Linked DNA regions of Homo sapiens: region 1 is linked to region 2. The links are chromatin contacts, found by Hi-C or POLR2A ChIA-PET in ENCODE. All regions are on one chromosome and are shown on one strand. Each heading gives the region's core, a stretch centred on a gene start or an enhancer-like site at or near the end of the contact. The rest is flanking DNA. Distances are from core to core; before and after follow the strand shown.

What was found. A loop is a pair of places that touch in the nucleus more often than their neighbours do. ChIA-PET counts read pairs that join two places held with the same protein, here RNA polymerase II (POLR2A). Pooled maps may share reads with other maps.
Region 1: a map of PC-9 shows a loop between it and region 2 (5-fold over the local background). The contact joins the enhancer-like site here to the promoter of LINC01392 in region 2. A Hi-C loop is called at or near these places in 2 of 168 maps with a recorded cell type or tissue (PC-3 and PC-9) and 2 of 50 pooled maps. POLR2A ChIA-PET finds 5 or more read pairs at or near these places in 2 of 52 experiments (MCF 10A and PC-9).

The regions. Positions count from the first base shown.
Region 1 is chr7:115,142,746-115,147,644 of GRCh38, reverse strand. The region is part of intron 2 of LINC01392 (long intergenic non-protein coding RNA 1392); the gene reads left to right. Among named protein-coding and RNA genes, the nearest start is that of LINC01393, 66 kb to the right of the region's middle. Within about 2 kb of position 2,009, at least 4 of the 41 ENCODE cell types and tissues checked have a DNase peak (open chromatin) inside an H3K27ac peak, as active enhancers do; they include PC-3 and PC-9, where a contact is called at or near this core.
Region 2 is chr7:115,228,051-115,233,027 of GRCh38, reverse strand. It overlaps LINC01392 (long intergenic non-protein coding RNA 1392), which reads left to right and starts at 1,673. Exons shown (of 5, transcript NR_126407.1): 1 at 1,673-1,845.

The DNA.
Region 1 (4,899 bases), core at 760-3,259, 86 kb after region 2:
TGAACTATTTAGGAGCAGAATGGCCTTTTTATATCCTTTAAATTATACAAGTTAGTTAGAGGGCCAGCCCTGGCAGGAGGAGGATTATCATAAAATGTATATTTAAAAATAAGAATAGTTATATTTTGAAAATTTAATTTTGAGTCTTGCTAACAGTAACCTTATGAGAAAATACCCAAGTAAGTATTGGGCACTTCTTTTGAGTGATGCCATTAATATTTACTAAATTAATGAAATCTGAAGATTCAGTCCTAATAATGGCATGAAAGTTGCTTTTCATCCCAGGATGTTCTTTGAACAACTGCCTCACATCTGAGCACACATCCGTGCTTACAAAAGGAAAAAATAAAAGGGAAGATGAGTAAAGCGGCCACCTGCCTAAGCCAGTCTGGACGTGAGCACTTTGTGCTGAGCAGCTGCTGTAGAGCTTCTTCCTCACAGCTGGAAAATGACTGTAGATTAAGGGGGTGATCACACAGCTGGCTAGGGAGGTTGCTATGTCAGTACCCTCTAGTCCTCTCCCTTGGCTCTGCTTACTTAGCTCTGGCTATATCAGGAATGGCAGGTGCATGAAAGAATCAAACTCCCCAGAAGACAATGGTCAAATCAACTGTGAAAGTTTTCGATGTATGTATAAATTCTTGATACTTTCTTCAGGGCATAGGCTAATACCCCCAGTAATCACTCTTCCCAGACCACATTTTTAAGGTGAGATGTAGGATCAAACAACAAAATATAATATAAAATTAAAATTAAGATCCAAGAAGCTTAGTAATGAATTAACATCTAAAATTGGGAAATAGGTTGTTTCCTCTGGGGCTGTATCCTCTGAGTTTTTTGACACAAATTTCAGGCAATAGAAAATAAATGGAGACTAATAGGACTCGATTTATAAGTTAGGTTAATTTAAGAACTTAAAGAGACAACAAATGCACAAAAAATAAAAATGTGGAGCAAAAAAATATGCTCAGAGTTTCCATGAAGCTACCACTTTAACACTGCAACAACTCAAAAATATATAGTTGTTATGTGAAAGGCACACAAGGAAAGGGGGCTAGAATGGAATGGAAATGTTTAAAAATAAAATTGTTATTCACACAACAGGGAATGCACGTAAACTCCTGCTACATAAAGGTATTTCCATTATCCAAGAAAATACAAACATTTATCTCTCTGCTCTAAGGCTACCTGTTTGAATGCACTAAATACCTACTTCTGCCTCCAGGCTACTGGCACAGAATCAGGTCAAGAGGTATGAGCACTTACAATTTTTTCCTTCCTGTTTAAAGAATTATGCAGACATATTCAAAAAATCTCCCTCAGACTCCAGTTTTTTTAATCTAAACTTAGGTTAAACCTGAAAAACTGGTTTCCTGTCACGTATTACTTTCCGCCCAAATGCTGGTTTACTACATCATGTAGGTGTTCAGATTTGAATTCTGAGGAGAGAATGTAATAGTCTCTAAAGTTTAGTAAAATAAAGTTTTCATGGGAAAAATTAGTGGAGGAAATATGAAGCTAATAAAAGCAATTATGGGTAAAAATCTTTGTGACTTTGGAATGAAGAAGGACTTGTTAAGATCCAAAAAGGCCAGTAGGGCAAAGATTAAACCAAAATTTAGAATTTCTGTTTGTCAAAATTACCATAGACTAATGGTTGACAGACCAGGAGGGTGGAAGAACTTTTCAAAACCAAGAGTTAATTAGGAATTAATATTGGCACCCCAAAAGAGTTTCTTACAAGAAGTCAAGGAAAAGACTGGAAGCCTGATAGAAAAAAAAAAAATGAGCAAAAGACAGGAAGAGGAATTCAGATTGGAATGCAAATAGCTGAACAAATATTGAAGAATTGCTCAACCTAATACTAGAAAAAAGTTCAAATTAAAATACCCCTTTATATCCATCAGAGTCACAAAAATTAGAAGTTGAGTAATACCAAGAGTTAGCCAAAATGTAGAAATGAAATTAGCACAGTCATTCTGGAGAACAATCTGGCAGTATTTAGTAAAAATCAGAGTGGTGTAACCAATGACCTAGTAATTCGTCTCCAGAGTATATCCAGAAAGAATCACTCACACGGTTGCCTAAAAACACATAAGTAAAGTATGGTAAATGCATACCATAAAATATTATGCCTTGCTTAGAAGCAATGAACTAGAAATACAAATAAACATGGAAAGATCTTAAAAACATAGTTTAAGCAAAAGAAAAAAGAAAATAAAAGGTCTAAACTATCATGCCATTTATACAAGTTAAAAATGCATAAACACATAAAATATGGTGTATAAAAGAAAAAAGTGAAATCTATGGAAACAAATGAGTGGCTTTAAGAAAACTCCAGTACTTAAATATTGTAAATATTAATTAAGGTTAAGCTCACATTTAATCTTAAAGCACTATAGTTATTATTATATTTTCTCATATTCCCTACTGTATAGTAAATGTAGAGTGGTAAGCTGTATTCGTTTATAGAGCGCATTCTTTCTTTAGGGAGAGGTCACAGCTCTTCTAAGACCAGGATTTCTGGGGTCCCACCTTTCTCAATTCTGCTACAGGAAAGCAAAAGCTAGAGGCGATCTGAGTCAGGGACAGAGTTGAACAGAAGCTTTTACCCCTACTTTCTGTGAAAATTTATCACTCTGAAAATTTTTCGAAAAGTTAGTAAAACTTATTAAATATCCATCATAAATAAAGTCTGTAAAATAGGGATTATGTCACTTTGTCAAAACTATCTCTGTTTTGGCAAAAACAGAAATAGTGTTTGTCACTACAAAAGTTTTTCACATCCCATGTCCAAATATATAACAAAATTTTATTAAAATTTATTAAATTTATATTAAAATAAGTCAACAGTCTATATTGTAAATCGACATGCCATGGAGTAGAAAGCTGAAATGCAATAAATAAAATTAAATACATAAAGACATAAAAGAGCCCACACAGAGAAAGCATTTAAGTGCAATATAGTCCAGTAACGCTTATAATGCTGACTGCAGTGCAATAAACTTCTTCTACCAATCAATCAACTACATAGAAATAAAGCTGCTTTTATGACTCTATCCCATACTTTATGCACATAAACTCCAAAGAGGTATTTGAGCTTAAGAAAGAAGTTTGAAGCAATATCCAAATTCATTCATATAAAGTGAGGTAAAAGTTGCTATACATTTGGAAAATAAGAAGTACAATAAAATTTAATAAGAAATTTCCCTTGAACATTGGTGCTTAAGGTAAATTAAATTAAATTTTTAATTATAAGAGGAAGAGGCAGTAGAAGATGTCATTATAGATTCTGAAGAGGACCCAAGATATTTTAAGGGTTGATGTCATTGCTTCCCGATATTGTCTAATTTCACTACAAAAGGTAAAACTTTAATTTTATTTAATGAAGACATATCATTAGCTCTATTCTTGTACTCACTTGACTTGACCGGGATCATATGGGATTTCCAACTAGCAAAAGGGAGAGAGAATAAAAAGAGAGATGCAATTTTTCTGTGGCACTAACTGAGAAAAATCCAAAGGAAACAATGGAGAGATTGAAAATGCTTAAGAAGAAGTGTAGTGTTTTAGAAAGCAGGTCCCTAAGTTAAAGGGCCAACCCCATCCTGTCTCCCTTGCTTATTGATGATTAGAACTTCGGCAAATTATTTAGCCCCTAGTGACTAGTCCTGCAGTAGCTGTTTCTAGAAGATGAAAATGCAGGCTGGGAGATACCTTTCTTTTTTCTTTTAGATTGTAACTAGATTGTAATTAGTGTGGCTGAATCTAAATATCTCATCCCCTCGCAGAGTGTTAGAAATATATTGGTATTACATTTTCTGATTACATTTTCTGACTTACTGTACTTCTTAAACATAGTGATCATAGGTCATTTTTACATCAATATGCTATAAAATAAATTTATTTAAAATAAATATGAATAACTAAGAAAGAACAGCAATCAGCAATTCAAAAGCAATTAGAACTTAATAATATTATAAAATATTTGGGAAGCATATACAATTGACTTGGAAGAGAGTACTTTTAGAAACTAGATTGTAATTAGTGTGGTAATTTTGTTGGTCACAATGTGGGCATAGGAAAGGAAAAACATGGTTGATCAGTACTCAAAAACATGTACAGGACAGTGCTCTGTACAAAGACACTCGGCCAAGAAACCAGGGGAGCTGAGTGCAGCCCAGATTTCACTGGCCAAATTGCACATATCCCTCAAAGGTGCTTCATTTTCTAATTCATTCAAAGGTATCACAGAGTGCAATATATGCAGTACAATATATAGTACAGAAGTCCTGTTTCCCATTTAAATACCAGAAGACAGTTTCTAAAATTCTCTTTTTCTTAAAGAGCTAGTAAACACTTAGCCAGAATATATCCTCCCTTGCAAAAGAAGGATATTCCCAGAACCTGATGGAAAAGTATATCAGCTGTGATCTCTTTTCCCCAGATTAAATGCCTAAAAGTATACCACCTGGAGGTCCTTTTCTACCAGCTTAAATGCGTAAAACTACAACACCTGAAGCCCTTTCCCCAAAGTAGCATACGCTCCACAAAACAGGTGAGCTGGGTCACAGCATGATTATTCTCTATATTTAGGCCACCTTGTTACTCAATCCTAACTCAATATTACCATCAAATCAATCATGTTACTTTCCATAGCAACAGGCATTAAATCTGAGTATGTAAATAGACTTTTTGTTCTACTGTAGTTACTGTTGAAAAATGACACAGTTTTCTTAGGCTCAAGGATGCCTCAGCCCATCAGACCTGTATCATATCAGCCTCAGTGTCACTGTTGTCTGAGGTCATTGAACTGTACCTTAGGCTCTTACTCTGCGAGAAAAGACAATAACCACTCCCAACCACTGGAAGATGCCATTCTGACAATGGGCTAATTCA
Region 2 (4,977 bases), core at 424-2,923:
AGTACCTTATTATATCACCAGCATTATTGGAGCCAGAGGGGTATTATCTAGTGTAAAAATTTCAAGCTCACAATCAAGAAATTTGTGTTCTATTCCTACACCAGGCAGCAAAGACGACAACACTATGGGACATTTACTGAAAGACACTATTCTAAGTACTTCACATGTATTATATAATGTGCACAAAATCCCTGTGAGCTAATTCATTTTATTATTTCCATTTTACATAGGAAGTAACTGGGACACAGAGCAGGTAAACAACCCACCCAAAATCATGCATTGCTGAGTAGCAGAACTCAGGATTCAATTAGGACACTCTGACTCCATCACTTCCCATACACAGAAGCTGAGGTGACTTTTAAAATATATGTGTAGCGTAAACAACAACCAACCAGAATAGATGCTAGTCTTGGCTCAGGAATAGAGCCCAAGAAAAAACTCGTGCAAAGATATTAACAATTTCTGAAGTAAGGAGAAGAAGCGACAATCCCCGTGTGGGACCAGAGCAGCAGGAAAAGACAGACAGACATTTGGCAGGGTCTGCAGCAACAGCTACCTACTAATCTATACAGAAATTTCTCAGTATTTCAATAAGAAATACAGCCATATTGGTGACACAAAGTGAATATCAACCCTATGATATGTGCACCCCAAATTAATTTACCAACACAGATTCCAATAAGAACCTAGCAACAAATAGAAATAACAGTCATATTCAGGCAATTCCTTTTAGTTTCACTGACTGCCTCTTTTTGGCCTCAAGCACATGGGAATGTGTTCATTTGCAACGTCAAAGTTGTTATCATCTTAAGAAGGTGACTGATCATATGTGAAACACAAGATGGTATGTCAGGATCTGAATTCGTTCTAATACCTTTTAAAAAAAAGTATATAGCTGGAGAATATATTACGTGAACCCTATTTAGAAAATTCCAAGATCTTTTAAAAATATCTGAACTTTGATAAAATCACAAAGGAATAAAAGACATGCTCAGGAATGACTCATAGTAGCACAAAAGATATTTAGCTATATAAGAAAGTTTCATGTTTGAAGAATATTCACTTCTTTCCACTGATCAATGGAGAAAAATGTGCATTCATTTGCTGAGAGCAGAATATGCCCCCAAACAGCAAACCAGGTTTTATATAAGTCACTTTTCATGTTAGCTAAGATTGTGTCAATCATTTAATGGGTTTTAGCTTAGGGATAAATTTTAAGCTGTTATTTTTCTGGTGAAGCCAGCAATAGGAAAATGTATGCTGAGGGAAGGAAAGAAACTGGAAAATTCAGCTAACTTAATAGAAATCTAACATTTGCTATTGCGTTGAATAATTACGTTTTTCAGATCCCTTTGAAGATGAAAGGTTTTGTATTAAACTTTTTTATTACCAGGCTATCATGAAAAAACAAATCCCTACAATGTCTGTGCATTTCTTGTTTTAAAATACGCAAGTGATCTGTTGCCTATCTTTATAACAGTGGTTTCTGTTCCAAAGAGCCTTAATCTGGAAAATATATGACATAAACTTAAACAACTGAGAATATTTAAAAATGAGCTATTCAAAAAAACATGCTATTGATACTGTTAGACGTTATGGTAGTTTGTCCACTTAACAAAGAGAAAGGCAGTGTTATGTTGGGTATAGCTATGGTAACTTAGGCAGATGACTCACTCAAAGCCTTTGTTACACTATTTATGACTCACACTTAGTAATGCTCACCCAATTACCTTTCCTAGTATATCTTCATCTTGTTAAAGTGTATGAGAACTGCTTTGGAGAGTCTAATAAGTCCAAATGAGCATTAAAAAGGAGAGAGAGTAGGAGAAGTATCTCTTGAGAAAGGTGAGTCCTTCCTATAAACTCTGGGTTTTATTATGGGCTTGCAAGCAGTACTAGAATCTGGTGTAACACATGATGACCAGATCTACTTTGTATTCAGGGAAGTCAATGAGTTCTCTAAGTGGCATGAAGCTAAGTACACCCACATAGTTTCTGAGTACATCAGTTCTTCAGTGTACATTAAGCCTTTCCAGATTTATCCACAGAGGTTGGCTGTTTGCCAGAATTCAGATTCTGTTCTGTTGTGCAGTGGGCTGAGTATTCCCAGGTGCCAGCAGAGTTTTATGCCTAGTCCTTATTTACAGTTTTTCTTAGAATTGCTTTGAAGTGTGAACAATCAAGTTGCAGCATGCTGTAAAGTTCTTTCCACATGAGCCCTTTATTTCATTTTCTGTTACAGCTCTGAAGCCTTCTCAAAACAGAAGTATTTATCTACAACTATTAAAATGCATTTGGGATGATAAATTCCTTATAAATACTTTTACATAATTTTATTCTCTTTATGAATAAGACAAAAATATAAACAGCCAATTGTATTCTTTCTCTACTACTTCTCCTCAAAAGGAGTAGTATTTAGCAAGGTGTTTGACTATTAATTATTAAAATGTATAAAATATTCTGTGGCTTAATAATACCTACAAGATGGGGCTTGCAAACACCTTGTGTATAATCACAATTGCGTATTATTTGGAATTCCTAACAAAGCTTCTAATACTGATATGATAACTAATTTGTAGCACTAAATATCACCTTTTTGGAAAGGAAGTACCTATAATAGCCTGCACACAAACCATGCCTAACATCCTTTTTCCTAACCACTATCATTTTCAGATATTCCAAACTAAATGCAGATTTTTTGTTTCCAAGCTCTATATTACCTTAAGATCAAAAGCTCTGACTTGAATTGTGTGCAAGGAGGCCAAAAAGCAGCCCAGTTCCCCAGTACTCTTTCCAAACACCACTCGGAGGTGACCAAAGGCTCAGCATCTGTGGACAGCCATTTGGAAAGCCTAGTGGGGTGAAACAGATAGCCCCAGCAAAAAAAATGGAAATAAGGGGCTCCCCTAGAAGCCGGGTAATGAATAAATTTTTCAAATTTATAAAGAACTTGGCATTTCCATTTAAAAGATGCTTTATGCTAGATACATTTTATCTTTTTTAACCCTGGATTTTGTGCTTGTTTGCCAAAAAATCACAGTCTACGTTGTGAGAATAGTACTCAAAAATAGAAGTGGTCTAGTAAGTGGTGGAGACCAGTGAGTTGCATAACCACATCAAAGGGTTGCACCTCTGTGTTATGCTCTTCCAATTTGCAGCTCTAACAAACTTTGATTTATGGTGCCAAGAGGGCCCTGTGTGGATGACTTCTGCTCCTTTCAGAACTTTTAATCTTTATTTTTAAATGTCACAATTCTAAATGATTTTTTCGGAGTTAGCCCCAGATAAATGATTCCTGGGAAGACCGCGGCGATGATCCTGAGCCCACTTGCACTTGTGGTTGATGGCACATTAAGCAATAATGCTGATAACGTGCTGCAATCAGTACCTATAGCATTTTCACCTGACCTCAAAATGAGGTTAATGCAGAAGACAAATAGAAGGGAAGCACATGCCCCATTTTTTCATCAGGCTGTTACATAAATAACAGATAAACATGCTTCTGTTCAAACCACATCAGAGCGGAAGAAAATGCTGCCAACTTCAAGCCGTCAAAGACTTAAAAATGCTGTTGTCAAATCAATTTTTTACAGCAGACTGACCTGTTTGCAGACCATTTTTAATAGCAGAAGAGTTTAGGACTTGGGCTTGGAGTACGCAAGTGATTTCCAAATGACATTTGAGATGTAAAATTTCAGTCTGCCAGCCTTTCCCTCTCTCGCGCCCCATCCACCCCCACATCCATACACATGCACACACGCCCCATCAACTTCCACTGACATTTCTTCATTACCATGAAAAGGCTCGGGCAGTCTTGGGGGATTTTGCAAAGCATCATTCCTCTTTTATACCCAGGCTCTCACTGATAAGTCTACAAATGGTTTTCAAAATTTTATGCCCCAACAGGAGGTAGGGTTTGAGTTTTTAAAGTTGTAGAGATAGTGGCTTCTAAGTTTATCCCTTTGACTTCTCTGGCCATTATTACCCACCCAGTGTGTCCCCATCTCAGGAGCTAAAATGCCAAGTGACCTTTTTGGGTGAATGGTTACAAAAACTCATGGGTACATTTAATAGGAAGAAATGTGGGCTCAATAACATGGTGTGAGAAGATTGTCAGGAGTGTGTTCTTTTTTTTTTTTTCTTAACCCAAACACAGCCTCTGTAGATTTTTTTGAATGTTCAAGTTACACCTTCCTCTTCAAATGATAAAAGAATTCAGTGTGAAATTTGCTTTCATAAACTTTTGTGAAAGGTTCTGTCGTTCTCATATAATACTTCAGGAGTATATATAGAGAACACATTCAGCTGTCTCCCTTGATGCCTTAATGATCGAATCAGAGGAAAGGGCTGTATGGGTTTCGTTCTTATTTCTTACTCAATTCTCTCCTCTGTACCATATGAACTTGGATTATATGGACATCACCTTCTTCACTAAAAATAAAAGCATGGAGTTATTTTTATTATAAAATTTAGTACCATGGCAGCCAGTGAAAGTGTAGCCCACAGAAATTTGCCATTAGAAAATCAGGAATCTTATAAAATGAGAACACTATACTGAGGAGTTCAAGTGGCAAATAGGGATGGTGTTTGTTCAGTTCAATATCCAAATCTATTAGGATGTGGGATAAGCACTTTGCTGAAAATATTTTTAAATACTTTCAAGATATGACAGGCCAGGTCAGAATCATATGGCATACAAAGAAAACCCTAGGTTAGCCTAAAGCTGCCTCCTTTCATATTTTAAGTTCAGCCTAAAAGTTTCTCCATATGTAGTGAACTGATACCTAACTGGATATGTAAACCAACTAACCAATTCTTGTGTCAATCTCTGAATTTTGGCCAATTAAAGGTGACCAACTGTTCAAACCATGTTCAAATAAGGCAAATACTGAGCTGTAACCAATCCACTGTTTCTGTACCTCAGTTCCATTTTCTGTGCATCGATTTCCTATTTCTGTCCATAAATCTTTAACCCTG